Linked DNA regions of Homo sapiens: region 2 is linked to region 1. A link is an interaction called in ENCODE POLR2A ChIA-PET data of the cell type or tissue named here. Cell type or tissue: Caco-2. All regions are shown on one strand.

What was found. Peaks named below come from ENCODE experiments on the same cell type or tissue, not always from the same donor. Only the 100,000 strongest peaks of a DNase experiment are listed, where the experiment ranks them.
Region 2: POLR2A ChIA-PET joins it to region 1 with 7 read pairs; 4 of 35 experiments call an interaction of 5 or more read pairs at or near these places.

The regions. Positions count from the first base shown.
Region 1 is chr20:49,286,063-49,288,562 of GRCh38, reverse strand. All of the region lies in intron 3 of ZFAS1 (ZNFX1 antisense RNA 1), which reads right to left. Among named protein-coding and RNA genes, the nearest start is that of SNORD12, 6.6 kb to the right of the region's middle. RefSeq lists enhancers at 396-1,327, 1,328-2,259. In Caco-2, no CTCF peak of the experiment used is centred here; DNase peaks (open chromatin) are centred at 682, 1,272, 1,907 and 2,369.
Region 2 is chr20:49,582,269-49,584,768 of GRCh38, reverse strand. No RefSeq gene overlaps it. Among named protein-coding and RNA genes, the nearest start is that of PTGIS, 15 kb to the right of the region's middle. In Caco-2, a CTCF peak has its summit at 582; DNase peaks (open chromatin) are centred at 588 and 978.

The sequences.
Region 1 (2,500 bases):
GAAAACATTAGCCAGGGATGGCAGTGTGTGCTTTCAGTCCCATCTACTTGGGAGGCTGAGGCAGGAGGATCATGGATGCAGTAAGCCATGACTGCACCACTGCACTCCAGCCTGGGTGACAGAGCAAGACCCCATTCTCTTAAAAACAGAAATTGGGATACCTGTATGTTCATTCAAGAAATAACCCAAGTAATGTGTATTAAAGACATTTTAGGGGCAAATAAGGATACTTGAATAAAGTTATACCAGGCTTAGGATCTATTTAACATCTTAGACGTAAGGGTCATTGTTATATGCAAGATGTCTTATTACATGAATGTTGGACTTTAAGAACTATGCACATTCACACATCCAAAAACAAAATACTTCTAAGATGAGTCATCACTGACTGACATGAACTACAATTTTTGAGGTTTTGGTTTTTTAATATAAAAGTTGGAGAATTATGAGGAGCCACATCTATGATGGCAAAAACACTATACTCAAAAGGTGTAAGAAAACTCAGTTTGCTTATTCCCCTTCCATTGATTAAGGACACCAGGCAAACTGGAGGATGATGCAACACAGTTATTTGGTAAAAAAGCTTCCCTGTGTTAGCTCAATTTATTGAGGGATTGTAAAGGTCAGCAGAAGGAAAGCATACAATCATGGTCTCAGGCCACAGTATGCTTATCTGCTGTAAAGTCCAGCCATGTGACCAGACATGGAGGTAGTGTCCCCAAGGGACACAGAAAAGGAGTGGTGTTACTTTCTCTTTAAAGGGGGTGGAAGGTATAGACTTCAAACATCCATCTCTGCTATGTCTTTCTCTCCTGGGTTTGCTTATAGACAAAGCTGCCATGTTAACAGGCCCATGTAACAAGGAGCTGAGGATGGCTCATGGTAGTAGTATGATGAATCTTATAACTGAACCTCACAAGAATTAAGTAAAATCAATTGACTCCCAACTTAAATATGATTTGGAGCTCCTTATCTTACTAAGTGAATTGGCCAAGGAAAATTAGCTCCACCCAATGTTCAATCACTTTGTCATCCTTTCTTACAAGACTGTTAGGTATGATGGGTTTCTCTTCAAAGTTTAACTTCCTTGTTCTTTGTTCTTAAGGTCAACTTCCTCATACCTTCCCACTCCTAATTACCCATTCTGTAAACATTTCTCCCACCAATCCCAACCTGTAACCCGCATTTGTTCCTTATCTGGAAAAGTCTCCCTCGCTCGTGGCAACTGCTCTTCCCACTGCTGTAACCCACACCCCTCCTGTTTAAAATAGCCAATCAGGACTAGTTTAGATTGGACTCTAGCCAATGGGGATAGAACACAGAAGCAGGAACTAGCTGTGTTAGGGATAAAAACCACTTCACCTCCTTTGTTCGGGGTGCTCTCACTGTGACCAGGAGTGCAAGCAGCACCATTCTGCAGAAGTAAATCTGCCTTGCTGAGAAATCTTTTGGAGATCATTTTCTTTGCAACTCTGAGCTCTTATTGCCAACAATTTGGGAGCTCATCTGGGATTACCGTTCTCCTTCAGGAGAAGCCCACGATCACCTCTCTTGAGGAGAGGCATCCCACCACCTCTTTGCGGTGGCCTCACAAACAGGAGATTGGGTCCCACCCAAGGTGACACATAAACCCAGACTCTCAGCAACACAGGCGGAAAGGATCCTCACATACTGCGGTGACCAGGTAACTGCACAGACCAAGTTAAGAAAAGTCACAGGGGCGACAAAGTATTTCCTTGGTGGTCAGGGCATTTTAGAGGTTGAAAGTGTGTCAATGAGACGCACAACTGAGTGCGAAGCGAGCGATGATTCCGGATCTGTGATTCCATGGTCACCTCGTATAGCTTATGGTGGATTCCTGTCATGGGGCTTATACTGACACACCAATGCTAAGGAGGACCTGAAATATTCCCTCCTGGGAAGCAGCCAGAGAAGGATGAAGCAAAAGGAGAAGAGTGCAAGAAATCTCCAGTAGCCAGGGGCTGACCCTCTAGAGAAAGGAATGGCAAGAAATCTCCAGTAAGGGAGGTTGAGCCTATGAGGAAAGGCAATAAATCTAATTTTGGGCCTCACACCAAACCTTCATTATGCAAAATACCTCAAGAAAGACAGTAAATAGAAAGGATCAAATTAATGACAGTAACATCCCCTCTGACAGTCCCCTAGGTTCTCATGCTAAAAGGATAGTGAAAGGACTAAACATAACTACAGGAAGCAAGCCAGAAGCCAACTCCTCTGAAAGGAGTAAGGTCTCTACCCCCGAACAGCCTGCTAACATATGGGACCCACCAGACCACTTGCCTCTGCCAAACCCCATGCATCAAGCCGGTACACAGGATCCCCCCACTCATCAGTCCCTCCCCCATATAATCCTGAATCAATACCCCATGTTCCCCCTAGCCACACACTTAAGCCCTACAGCATGAAATAGAACAATGTAAAAAGGATACTCAGAACTTCCCTTTCCCCTTTCCACCTCCAAAGAATTGCCCCCAACTCT
Region 2 (2,500 bases), 300 kb before region 1:
GCCCAAGGGAATCTCTAAAAACCAGTGTTTTTGAGCACTAGGAGGGCTCTGGATCTATGTAGAGCACTTTACCTACATTATCTTATTGAATCCTTAGAACAAACCTTTGAGGCAAATGCTAAGATTGTTTCATTACGGAGGAGAGAAAACAGGCTCAGAGAGGTGTCGTAAGTGACCTAAAATCACAGAGCAAGTAAGTGGCAGAGCTGGGATTTGAAACCAGGTTTGTCTGAGATTAGACCTTATAAGTGGGATGTTAGCTGCATCTCCTACTCACTAAAACAGTGGGTGTGCTTCAGAATCCCCTCAGAGGGGGCCTGCTACAATGGGGAGCCACATCTAGGGTGGACCCCAGGAACCCACATTTTGACAACCTCCCCCAGCTCCTGTCGTAGGCGATTCTGATGCTGGTGGTCTATAAGCACTTGGAAAAAGCCTCTCAGATCCTGCTGCTCTTCTTCCTAAAACCATCGATGGTTCCCTTTTATTCTCTGAATTGAGTCCAAAGTCCTGGACACGTGGCCTTTTCTCCCATTCACTCTAGTGTTTGAGCTTGCATCTGGTCTTTCACCCCTGAGCATTTGCTCAGGCACGCTCCCTGCCTGTGACACGCTGCCAGCCTTCCTTCTCCCTGGGCCTGGTGGGTTCCCACAGGTGCTGGGCTGGGAGTTAGGACTTGCGGGTTTTAGCTTCATGGGATAGCAGTCTCCCAGCGTAACCCTGGACGACACATCCTTCACTCCCTTTGGGCCTTAGTTTCTCCACTGGAGCCACAGAGATTTGACTGGATGCTGGCTGTGTAAACAGAGACGGCAAAGGCAGGCTCTTGCTGCCAAGCCAGGCATCTGGGCCTCCCCATCTGTTTGCAGGTCAGCAGCCTGTGTTCCTGGCAGGTGCTAAACACTCACTCATGCTGCTGAGAAGATCCAGGGAGGTCTGGCTCCAGCACCGTGACTGCAGTTGCTTGGGCCAAATCAATGTTTCCACATCTTATCTCTAACTGGCTCAGTCACAATATTTAGACACTTGGCCTCAAGTTGAGAAATTTGGTGACTCAGGGAGATAGCAGCTGTGGCCGGCTCCTGACCCCTGAACCCTCTACCCCTGATGGGGACACACCCTCCCAGAAAGAGGAATGGACTTTCCCTACAAGAAGCTCTTCGTGAAGGGAGAAGGAAACTGAGGACCAGAGAGGAGAAACAACTTGCTTGAAGCCACACAGCTACATAGTGGCATGTGTGCATTTAATATTTACTGAGCACCTACTATGTGCAAGTCTCCATGGTGGGTGCTATGAAGACAGGCGCGAGCAAACAGGACAGAGAAGGGATTTGTTCTTGTGCGAATTTCAGTCACAGTCAAATCTTATTATTATTATTTTTTTAGAGACAGAGTCTCTCTCTGCCCCCCAGGCTGGAATGCAGTGGTGCAAACTCAGCTCACTGCAGCCTCAACCTCCAGGGTTCAAGAGATTCTTGTGCCTCAGCCCCCTCAAGTAGCTGGGACTACAGGCACATGCCACCACGCCTGGCTAGGTTTTTTGTTTTTGTTTTTGTTTTTGTAGAGACTGGGTTTTGTCATGTTGCCCAGGCTGGTCTCAAATTCCTGGGCTCAAGCGATCTTCCCGCCTCTGCCTCCCAAAGTGCTAGAATTACAGGTGTGAGCCACCGCGCCCGACCGACCCTTGATATTATTGAAGGTTAACATTTACAAAGCTTTTATCATGTGCTGGTCACCATTCTAAGTACTTATTAAATCTTCATAATTACCCAGTGAGGTGGCTGCTGTCATTTTACAGATAAGGAAACTGAGGCACAGTGAGGTTGACACTCACTTGGAGCCACATGCTAGTACAGTGGGCTGAATGGTGGACCTCTAAGAAATCAGGTTCTCCTAATCCCAGGAGCCTGTGAATGTTACCTTATATGGTAAAGTCTTTGCAAATATGATCAAATTAAGGATTTTGTGATGAGGATATTATCTGGGATTATCTTGCTGGGCTCTAAATGTTATCACATGTATTAAAAGCATGCATGTCATATGCTTCGTAAGAGGAAGACCAAGGGAGGGTGGACAGACACACAGAAAAGAAGACAACGTGAAGACCAAGGCAGAGATGGCAGTGATGTGGCTACAAGCAAAGGAATGCTGGCAGCCACCAGCAGCTGGAAGAGGTATGGAGTGATTTGTCCCCCAGAGCCTCTGTGGGAGCATGGCCCTGCTGACACCTTGACTTCAGCTGAGTGAAACTGATGCTCACCCTCTGGCCTCCAGAACTGTGTGAGAATAAACTTCTGTTGTTTTGAGCCATCGAGTTTGTGGCAATTTGTTATAACAGCCACAGGAAACTAAGCCTAATAGCTAGGGAATGGCCATGCCAGGATTCAAACCCTAGCAGCCTTCCAATTTCTAGCTTTACAGATGTGCCTTAACTCTTTTTTTTTTTTTTTTTTTGTCATCTGTCAATCCTAGTCCTGCAAGAAGGTAGATAAGATTGCTT